Regions from separate parts of the Homo sapiens genome. Here region 1 is linked to region 2. A link is an interaction called in ENCODE POLR2A ChIA-PET data of the cell type or tissue named here. Cell type or tissue: Panc1. All regions are shown on one strand. Each heading gives the region's core, and the rest is flanking DNA. Links, peaks and the distances in the headings are about the cores only.

Region 1 (6,004 bases), core at 619-5,618, 84 kb after region 2:
AACCTGTGATCCTGAGCTGGCTCCTTTACTATGATAAACATTGAAACAATTGGAGAAATTGGACCTGAGGGTCAGATACAGTAATGCGTCAGTGCTGACTTCCTGGCTTTGAGGATTATGAGTATTGAGGTTATGCAGGAGGATGCCCTTGCTTGTAGGAAAAAGATACTAAAGTATTTGGTGGTGATGGGCTCCCAGCTGACAACTTTATCTCAGATGGTTCAGGGTAGAAAACAGATTTTTTTTCTATCCTTTTAGTTCTTCTCTAATTTTAGGATTGTTTCAAAGTAACGTGGGATTCTGAGGCTTTGGGGAAAAGTAATGTTTTGATTAGCATATCAATGCATTTATACTTTTATTAGTTTAAGCAAGCTTCAATGTCTTCCTAAACAATTTTTATCTACATATATTAAAATGTTTATCTATGTAATTGCTGTGTTAAATATATTGTTGTATTATTTTATTTTCATTGTTTTCAATTTTGTTTTTGATGTTATTTCTCTTATTCCACTATTTGCTTCATTTATTGATATATCTGCTCTTTTTCTGAAAAGATGAGTTTTTGAGTCCCGATAAAATACATTTAGAGGTATCAGCTTAACTTTACTTCTACTTTCACTTATATTTGGACACATAGTGTTTAATTATTAGTCCATATTAAATATGCTATAATTTTTCTTTTGATTTCCTTTGATTCCAATGGTAATTTAATAACATTATTTTTTGAGTCATTTAAAAATGTTTAAGCTACTGTTTTATTTAAAACTGAGTGATGTTACTGACTTACTGGAGTTTTTTGGAAAGTTGCTTTGTGGTTATTACATGACTAATTTTTATAAATGTCCAGAAACATTTTTTTATTTGTGACCTGTAGAATTTTACATATATGCCTATTTATACAGACACAATAGTTTAAGCTTATAAATTATGTTATGTATATATTCTACATTTTTGCTTATTTATTTTTATCTTCTTAATCTATAAGCTTTTAAAGGAGGAGTATCATAAATTAGATTTGTTGTTTTTCTGCCTTTTTCTATAAGTCTCTCAGGTCTTGTAAATATTGGTATATGTATTGATGTTTAAAGTGTTTATGTCTTTAGCTCTATTTTTTTACCAATATATAATATTTTTTGTTCTTTAGCTTTCAGTGTTATTTGTTTGCTTCTATTATGTCAAATATTGGTGGATTTTAAAAATCAAATCTGATTTTTTGTTGTTATATTGAGACATATGTTTCTCACTACTTTATGTTTTGCATTGGATATTCTTTCTTATTTTTGTCTTCTTTTCAACTTTGTATTGGATACATCTTTTTCCTTTAGTTTAAAAGTCATAGGACCTATTTTTATTCTTAAGTTGTTTACCTTTAACATAAAAATTCTATTGAGGCTTAAATATCCTTAGAATTTTGTAGATATATTGTTATGTATATTTTTCCTTCATTACAAATACACTAGTGTGTTCTCATGTCAAATTTATTTCATCCACACACACATAATCCCACACCACGTGGCTATACCTAGGTTTCTTTTTCTAGCTCCTTCTGAATTGTTAGGTCGCTTCACATAGGTAGGCAGGTAAGCAGGCAGATAGATAGATGATAGATAGATAGATAGATAGATAGATAGATAGATAGATAGATAGATAGATAGATGATAGAGATTTGCCATTTGTTTAAGGGTATTGGCTCACTAGATTGCAGGGACACACATGTTTGAAGTCTATAGCTTGGTAGGCTGGAAATTTAGGCAAGAGTTGATGTTGCCTTCTTGAGTCCTAAATACTGCAGGGCAGGCCAGGCAGGCTGGAAACTCAGACAGGCTTTCTATGATGCAATCTTGAGACAGAATTCCTCCTTTCGGAAACCTCAATTCTTACTCTTAAGGCCTTAAACTGACTTCGTAAGCCACAACTACATTATGAAGGCTAATTTGCTTTACTTTGCCTACTGATTGTAAATGTTAATCCCATTTAAAAAACAAAAACAAAAACCTTCACAGCAATATCTAGTCTAGTGTTTATCCAAACAACTGGGCACCAAAGCCCAATCAAGCTGACATAAATTTAACTATTGCAGGTGTTGTGAACACATTTTTTAATCTACCTCTTCTTTAGACAAAAAGATAGATTTTAATAAATTTAATTAATCTTATTTTCTGTATTTTTTGGCTAAATTCTTATGAATTTATTTTTCCTTTTATTTGAAAATGTCTTTGAAAGTGTTTCTCAAATTGATTTTAAAAAGTGATATTTCAAAGGTATGGCTGAGAACATAAGTGCTCTGGCTTTATTTTACGTAACAATTTGGTTAGCTAAAATACTATAGATTCAAAATTTTACATTTTCCTTCTATGTTAATTTTTAAATATTAGTTAATTGTTTTCTTGCATCTAGTGGTATCAGTATGACTTTTCCCTTTGCAGGCAATCTGCTCTGTATCTTCGAATGCCTTTAAATGAACCTTGCAGCACCTATTCCTCACTTTATTAGAAAGTGTACATGAGCAGTTTCTTTTCAATTCTCTGTACAGCATTTAATAAAATGACTTTCTTTTTTCTTTGAAACGGTGGTTTTCAAAGTTGGTCTCTAGAATCTTCAGCTTTGTTGTAATCGCAGTCTTGTTCCCCACATCAGATCCACTGAGTGAGAATCTCTGGGTCTGGCAGTCCCAACTGCCTCTAGGTGATGTGGACACCTTGTTTCAAGTTTGAACACCATTGCTGTAAAAGATAAACACTTTCATCATGGTTCCTTTAAATACTCCCTCTTCTCTTTCAGTTTTTCTTGTTTTATAGGACTCCTGTTATCCAGATGTGGATGTTTCTACATGTCAATATTTACCCTTTTCTGCTGTTTTATCCGAGGATTCCTCAGTTGAATCTTTCAACTCCATCATTCTTCAGCTGTGCTCATCTTACTTTTTTTCCAGCATTTGTTTATTTCATTTCAAATACTACACATTATACTTAATAGTTCTATTTGATGGTTTATTATTTCTTCTTTATTTTTCAGATTTAAAAAATCCTCCTTTATCCTTTTAAAGATTTTGTTTTAATTTTAAAATTCTTGTCAATTACAACAATTCAGGCTTACGTGTTATACGTTGCTTCATTTGTTGTCATTTGGTCATGGTTGTAACCCCGGCACTATGGTCATTTGACCTGTGAACTCATTTTCTCTTAGATGGCACCTCCCAGGTCTGGTAATGTGCCTTAGGGGAAGGCCAAAGGACAGGCCCATTTTTATGTGCTTCTGGTGAGACTAATTACAATGGAGAGGACGTGGCCCAAGCAGTTGGCCAACAAATGCAGACCTCTGTTGATAACTTATCTTCATTACTGTGTGCCAGTCTAGCCAGTGTTTTATTTTTAAATTGTAGTGGGATGCAGGATTGGCAGGCAATTTTTGATTTTTAGTTTGCATCCCACCAGGTTTTGTGTTTGTGTTTAGCGAATGCAAAATCTAACAGCTCTTGTCTCTTACCTGTGCTACGTAAAACAGCTGCCAAGCGATACCCAGCTGAGACTCGGTCTGCACTATCACGATGCCACACACTGATCATCCTGCACACTTGTGTATATACGCAAGTTTGTCTTCTCAATGTAGAGTAGATAATCCATGAGAGCAAAGGAGAACTTGTATGATTTCTTTAACATTCTAAACCTAGTGACAGGCACAGCAAGCAGTACATAGATAGTTTTAGAGGCTTTGCAATGGTTTTTATTGAATGAATACATGACAGAACTTTTGCAAAACTATCTTCACACTATTGTTTCAATACATTTAATGATGACTAGGTTTTATCCTTTGTCTTATCTATTTTATGTTAGAGGATGGTAAAAAATCCAATATTTTGGTATCTATTAAGACAAATGAAGATCCCATGAGTGATGAGATATTATGACTGTCTTATCTCTAAGTGTTCAGCAAAATATTAGATATATAGAAGACTTAAAATATGCAATCTATTACACGTTATTAAATATTTCTTCTTCAATTTAATATAGAATTATTGACCAATAATCATTACAAATTGTGTTTGTGCAGAGGAACGTCTGTGGGCTTATAGGAACATCCATAATCTCTTGTGAAGTCTGTTTTTTTAAATAACTTTCTTGTTTAATATTGTTTGTTATATTATCAAGTCCTTCATTTGAGGTTACTTTGGGAAATGAATAGTGCGACCCTGTTCAGTGTGTGTCACACTCAAAGCAGAAATATGTCTATGGTATTCTTTATTCTTCCTTGTAAAATGTAAGGCCAGAAACTGCGGTGTATATTACTGGCTTTGGGTACAGTTTTAATTGGTCCATTAAACCCACGGTTGAAAATATTTATTGTTTATTCAAAAGTTTTATGTCTTTCTAGACAGTGACTGAGAAGGCGGATAAGCAGAATACAGTGGAAATAGGTCCTAATTATCATGATTATTAGAACACAAGGAAGCCCAGTAGCTTTGATGGAGAGGACAGCTCTTGTATCTTCCTTTAGGAATTCAGTAGCATGTTTAACATTTACAACTTGTGAGCCACTTTTTTCTTAACATGTAGAAAATTCTTTATTGATGCACTTTGGACATAGAAAAGCCTGTTCATATATCTTCAATATGTCTGTGATTTATTGAGAGGAATAAAATACTTATTAATCATTTGAGTTCAGGATATGAAATAATTTTTCAACATGTCCAGATGAGCCTGTCCAGCTAAATTCTATCATCAATTGCAGGCGGTGGTAGAGACTTGGCCTTGAGTGTCAATCTGTCTTCAGACACAGTTTTAATTTCAGCTTCCACTAGTGTATCAGTGGCTTGACAGTGAATTATGAGTTTCCTGCTCTTGGCTGGACAAGTCACTCACAGAATTTTTTTTTTTTTTGGAATGTGACTCAGTTCTGGAGGAATTATTTTAGATAAATGTGATTGTTTCCTATGAAAATAAAAATATATTTTCTTGCATGTAGAATGAGCCACATGACATATAAAACAGGAATTGTATACATTGTGCATTTCTCTGTTCGACAATCCTACAATGAATTCTAAAATTCAGTTTTCATCAGTGAAGAAGAAAACTTGTGTAATGAAGAAGTATCTTTCTACTAATGATTCCATAGACCAAGGCAACCCTCATAGTTGGTTTGCTTCCCAAAGTGACAGTTTACATGGCCAGGATACTTTTAAATATACAACTTAATATGATCGCTGTAGAACACTGAAAAGAGAATCAACTAAGTGTGTTGCCCAGGCTGGGTGCAGTGGCTCATGCCTGTAATCCCAGCACTTTGGGAGGCTGAGGCAGGTGGATCACCTGAGGTCAGGAGTTCAAGACCAGCCTGATCAACATGATGAAATCCTGTCTCTACTAAAATTACAAATATTAGCCAGGCGTGGTGGCGGGTGCCTGTAATCCCAGCTACTCAGAAGGCCGAGGCAGGAGAATCACTTGAACCCGGGAGGCAGAGGTTGCAGTGAGCCAAGATCATGGCACTACACTCCAACCTGGGCAACACAGTGAGACTTTGTCTCAAAAACAAACAAACAAACAAACAAAAATATGTTGCCCAACACTAAGGATACAGAAAAATAAAACAGCAGGATTATTTTTAAGGAAGGAAATTTCGGGTAACTGTTTTAATGACTATCCACTCTAATATAAATCAGTAGTTAAAAGCATTTAAAAATGAAACAATTGATGCTGAATAGTGTGAGGAAAGTTGAGGCTATGTCAGTGAATACCAGTGTGACCATGAGGCGACAGAAATGGAGACTCTAAATGTATTTGTGCATTATGCCTAGGTTTATGCAAGCCTCATAGAGGTATTCAGTGTCGTTTAGGGGTGAAATTAGATTATGAATGTGCAGAAATCAAGATACTGTCTTGTGTATTGTGAGTGCCCAAAATAGGGGAGCTCTTATTGTAGTTAGTGTTGTAATAAATTATTTTAGATACCATTTAATACCAGGTTGTTCAAGTAGCTCCATATGAAAATGCCTTTTCTGAATACC
Region 2 (6,004 bases), core at 671-5,670:
AATTCTGAAAGACTGGAAATTGTATAGGAAGACAAAAATCCTCTCTACCTCCTGAAGCGTTTATCGAAGATATGATATCATGACCAGGGTTTGGGAAGAACAGATTGACAGAATATTGGTAATTCTTGAAGCTAAGCATTCAGCCACATTGTGCTGTCCTTTGCATGTTTGTATATTTTGGAATATTTTCATAATAGATAAATTTTTACCAAATTCTACCAAAGCCAAACATATGTATTTTTGCTGGTGGAATTTCAGAGCTATGGTGCAGGGTACAGAGACTTTTACAATGACAATATTTTACTCCCTACAGAGGCCACTGTAAGAGAGCACTACAATTTTATGAATAGATTCATCTCATCATGCAATTTTTATCATCCTTTTAATATGTATAATGTTATTTTTTTCTTTGGATGTCAGCCTTATTACATCAATTTAAAAGTTTTGTGCTTTGAATTTTTAGAATGAACATTTTAGTTCATGTATTAATCTTGTTTTTAATAAAGAGCTTCTTCTAAGCTTTTCTATAGCTGAACATAATTAAATCCTCTCATAAAAATGAAGTGCACAAATTCCTTGGTAATACAAATAATGATTCTGCACATGGCAATTTGTAGGATCTTGTCTTTCTAAATTCCAGGTGTTTCTGAGGTGAGCTTTACATGAATCGGGTCAAAATCTTTCTAATTAAAGTCATGTTTGCATAGGTAAATAAAGTGGTCCAGGATTGAAAAACAGGCATATAGTAACCGCCTATTTCAAGTTTATATAAAGCATCTGGCTACTAGATGACCTTTTGGGTCTTTTATATTATATTAACATCAAGGAATTCCATTCTGTCTACTTCTCTCTCCTGCACTGTACTAGAAGAGGACCTCCTCATCACCAGAAGCTTCCTGCAGAGAGTTGAACAAAAGTCTCCTCCTAGTATCCTTCAAGAAATGAGCTTAAGTATCTTAAAGATAAAATGGTCTATTTTTTAGTAAATAGTGACAGGGTGGTGGAAGAGTATGATTTATTTTGCCCATAAAATGTATTATTTTATGAACATTTTAATTATTTTTCAACATTTCACTTTAATCATGAAATGTAAATTCAAAGCAAATTTTTCTTTTAAATATTTATTTATGTCTGATAATTTGACAATGTTTTCCTTCAGTTTCAAATATTTACCCTTAACATTAGTAAACTAAAAATGATCAGCATTTTCTTTAGAAAGGAACTATTCACACAACCAATTTAGACTAATTTTACTTAAGTAAAGTATATATTTTACGAAATCAATTACTTATTCATTAGGAATAATTCAGAAGTTTCCAAATTTTTATAAATAATATGCCAATGGCAAATGTAAATTTGAAATGTATGCAAATTTAGATTTGTATCCTTTTCAATTAAAAAATAAAGCCAGTTCTGACAATGGTTCCCAGGTTACTTCATTGGTTCTAAAGTGGCTTCAAATTTTTAAAATTTTTTTTTCATACATAATACACACATAATATCAATGACCAAAACAATTTGAGAAACATTATTTTTACTTGACTTTTTTTGTGGAAAAATAAAATGAATCATGATATGGAGGATATATAATAGCGTCAGTTACACTTTTTCTCATACTTCTTTTCTTTCTTACAGGAATATGCCCAAAGTTTGGAGGTGATTCCTTTATTTTATCCCTTTACAGGTATGGGGACAGAGAGGCACTTAAGTGTCTATAATAGTACCATAAAAGGTTTCTGCTTAAGGTATGCAATTGAAGACATGTAATCATAACTTCTGATTTTACCAGTCTACCTATTTGTCACTCCAAATACCTTACATCCAGCTCCTTTTTGTTTTAGTTCCTGCCGCCCTACCTGGTGGAATCAATTGTCCTGTCCAGGAGCTTTGGCAAGGGTCTCTGTGCAGAGGTTAGAACTATTTCAATAAACGTGTGTGTGAACTAATTTTAAAAAAATGAATCAATGTTTAGACAAAGCAGATTTCACAGCAAACAAAATTACCAGGGATAAAAAGGAACACTATTTAACAATAAAGGGTTCAACTCTCCAAAAAGACACAATTCTTAATGTGCATTTGTTTAAACAAGAAAACTTAAAAATGCGTGAGGCAAAAACTGACAGCAATGCAAAGATAAATAGATGAATCTACTGTCATAGTAGAAGACTGCAACTTCCACAGTCAGAAACAGATTTAAGAGCCAGAAAATCAGTAAGGACATAGCTTAACTCAACAGCACCAAATATTAACCGGATATAATTGACGTCTATAGACTACTTCATTCAACAACAGCAGAATACACATTCTTCTTAAGATCCCATGCAACACTCACCAAGGTAGTCCAGTTTCTGGGCTATAAAACAGGACTTAAAAAGTTAAAAGAATGTAATTCATACAAAGAATGCTTTCAAACTACAATGAAATTGAACTAGACATGAATAACAGAAAGATAGCTAGAAAATTCCAAAATACCTAGAGATTAAAAAACATACTTCTAAGTAACACATGGATCAAAGAAAGATTCCCAAGAGAAAGCTAAAATATTCTGAATTAAATGAAAATACAGTAAATAGCAAAAGTAGTCCTTAGAGAGAAATTATAGTGTAGAATGCAGATGTGAGGAAAAAAAGATAAAGATCCAAAAAACAATAATCTAAACTTTTCTTAGAAAAATAGAAATAGGAGAGGCAATTAAATACAAAGCAAGAGAGGAAAAATAAACAATAAAATTTAGGGCCAAAAGTAATAAAATTTTATAAAGAAAATTAATAGAGAAAATCAACAAAACTAGAAGCTGGTTCTTTGGTAGGATAATAAAATTCACTCCTTGTAGCTTCTTTACCTTTAGTGAGGCTAGCCAAAAAAAAAAAACAAACAAACAAAAAAAAAAGAGGGAGAGAGAAGGCAAAAAGAGCTAATATCTGACATGTAAAAGGGACCATCACCACTGATCCCAAAGACATTAAAATGATAATAAACAATTTTATGAAAACTATGTCGAAAACTTTGACAACTTAGCTGAAATGGACAAATTACTAGAAACACAAGCCACAGAAACACACAAAGAGAAATAGACAATCTGAATGGGAAAATATTGAATAATGAAATTATATCAATAATTAATAACCTTCCAAAACAGAAAGTACCAGCCATATGGTGAATTCTACCAAATTTTTTTTATGGAAGAAATTTTGCTAATTCTCTACAATCTTTTCCAGAAAATAGAAACAGAGAAGAGTTTTATTTTTTTTAATGAACTTCTATCTGTACCAGAGAGAGAATAGTTCTTAACTTGTTCTATAACAACCGCATTATCGAACACAAAAACCAGAGAAAAACATTATAAAAAATTAAAATGATAAACCAACATTTTTAATAAATATAGATGCGCAAACCATCACAAATAAGTTCAAAAACTCAATTTAATAACATATAAAAAGAATTATACTCCACACTGAAGTGGGATTTATTCCAGGTGTGCCAGACTATTTCCACATTTGAAAATCAATTAGCATAATCCATCATTTCACAGACTACAGAAGCAATATCATATTATCACATCAATTGATGAAAGAACAGATTTGACAAAATCCAACACTTATTCATGATTAAAATGCTCAACAAACTAAGAATAGAGAGGAACTTTTCCAATAAAATGAACATCTCCAAAAAACTTACATTACATGTCATGCTTAATGGTGAGAAAGTTGATACCATCTGCCTAAGATTGAGACCAAGGCAGGAATTTCCCCTCTGAACACTCTAATTAAACATCATACTGGTAGTCTTGGCTAATGTAGTAAGGCAATAGAAGGAAATAAAAATTATACAGAGAAAGAAAGAAGAAATTAAACTACCCTTATGCAGAGATGGTATTATGTGATATGATTGTCTATAAGAAAATAACCCTAAATCCATCAAAATACTATTGGAGCATGAAAGGAATTATAACAAGATTGTTGCAGGATACAGGATAATATATAAAAGTCAATTGCTTTCCCATATACTAGCTCTGAAAAATTGGAAATTTGAATTCCATGACAATAACATTTATATCAGCAGACAAAAATTGAATATGTAAGAATTAATCTAACAAGTATGTACAAGATTTATATGAGAAAATGACACAACTCTAGTAAGAGAAATCCAAGATCCAAATAAATGGAGAGATATTCCACAATATGGATAGGAAGTCTCAATATTATTAAGATGTTGATTTTCCCCAACTTGATGTATTGATTCACCACAATCTCTATCAAAATCACAGGAAATTATTTTTTAACATAGAAAAATTGATTCTAAAGTTCATATGGAAAGGCAAAGGACCCAGCATAACCCACACAGTACTGAGCAGCGACCCTGGAGGACACAAACCACATGACCCAGAACTTACTACAAAGCTGCAGTGATCTAGAAAGTGTGATATTCACAAAATAATGGGCAAATAGATCAATGGAACATAATAGAGATCCCTGAAATAGACTCAAACATATACACTCAACTAGTCTTTCATCAAAGACCGAAGGCAATTCAGTGGAGCAAAGAGTTTTTTCTATAAATGTGGCTGGAACAACAATAAAATGAATCCAGACACAGACTTTAAACTTTTCAAATAAAATAACTGAAAAGAGCCACAGGACTAAATGTGAAACAGACAAAAATAATCACACAACTTTGATAAGATAGCAGAGGTGAAAATATAGGCGACCTTGGATCTGGTGATGACTTTTTAGATACAAAGGCATGGTCCATTACAGAAGACAATTGATACAAGCTAGACTGTGGTGCATGTGGGTGGGCGGAATTATATGGAAATTAATTTTACTTCCTGTGTAATTATTCTATAAACCTAAAACTGCTCTAGCAAATAAAGTCTATTTAAGAAGAAACAATACTCATTAACTACTATTTTTTCTTTTTTTTGAGATAGAGTCTCTCTCTGTTGCCAGGCTGGAGTGCAGTGGTGCGATCTCTGCTCACTGCAACCTCCACTTCCCTGGTTCAAGTGATTCTCCTGCCTCAGCCTCCCGAGTAGCTGGGACTACAGGCGTGCGCCACCACACCCAGCTAATTTTTGTTTTTTTAGTAGAGATGGGGTTTCACCATGTTGGTCAGGGTGGTCTCGATCTCCTGACCTTGTGATCTGTGCGCCTCCGCCTCCCAAAGTGCTGGGATTACAAGCATGAGACACTGCCCCTGGCCTCATTAACTACATTTTTTAAATGGGTGCCTTTTATTTTTCTTAAAATTATATGCCAAAAAAGTTGATTAAAAATTGGAAAAACGTGGATAAATGAATATACTTTAATCAGCTCTGTGATTACTTCTCTCAGCAATGTATTGGCATTATTTATTATTGACCTCAGGCTTTTTGATGGAGAGGAGGGCCAGGATATGGAAACCTGAAAATAGTTTTCAGAAAACTAGAGCTGGCCAGGCACCGTGGCTCACACCTGTAATTCCAGCACTTCGGGAGGCCGAAGGGGGCAGATCACTTGAGGTCAGGAGGTGGAGACCAGTCTGGCCAACATGGTGAAACCCCATCTCTACAAAAAAAATGCAAAAATTAGCCAGGCATAGCAGTGGGCATTTGTAATCCCAGCTACTTGGGAGGCTGAGGCAGGAGAATTGCTTGAATCCAGGAAGTGGAGGTTGTAGTGAGCTGAGATCACGCCACCGCACTCCAGCCTGGGTGACAAAGTGAGGAAAAAAAAAAAAAAAAACACCAAAAAATTAGAACAAGGATGTATAGGAGCCATACAGGCTTCATAACTCAAAATAAGCTATAATTAAATGAAACACTTTCAGCTTCAGAAAGAATTCTGAATTTTAAATGAATTGTGATATTTTGAAATAAAATTTCCATGTGGAAATTTAAAAAACTGTAATACTAATATTTTATGAAACAGCTGAATCAGAAGATGCAGTTGAACATTTAGAAAATGGAAGTATATCTGATTTGAGATCGCATCAGGGTAGATCTCTCTCACTGAAAGCACTTACT

Evidence for each region. ChIA-PET counts read pairs that join two places held together with the same protein. Peaks named below come from ENCODE experiments on the same cell type or tissue, not always from the same donor. Only the 100,000 strongest peaks of a DNase experiment are listed, where the experiment ranks them.
Region 1: POLR2A ChIA-PET joins it to region 2 with 12 read pairs; 1 of 35 experiments calls an interaction of 5 or more read pairs at or near these places.

The regions. Positions count from the first base shown.
Region 1 is chr10:4,501,452-4,507,455 of GRCh38, forward strand. No RefSeq gene overlaps it. Among named protein-coding and RNA genes, the nearest start is that of LINC00703, 120 kb to the left of the region's middle. In Panc1, for the core only: no CTCF peak of the experiment used is centred there; no DNase peak of the experiment used is centred there; H3K27ac peaks cover 1,872 bases.
Region 2 is chr10:4,417,547-4,423,550 of GRCh38, forward strand. No RefSeq gene overlaps it. Among named protein-coding and RNA genes, the nearest start is that of LINC00703, 36 kb to the left of the region's middle. In Panc1, for the core only: no CTCF peak of the experiment used is centred there; no DNase peak of the experiment used is centred there; H3K27ac peaks cover 334 bases.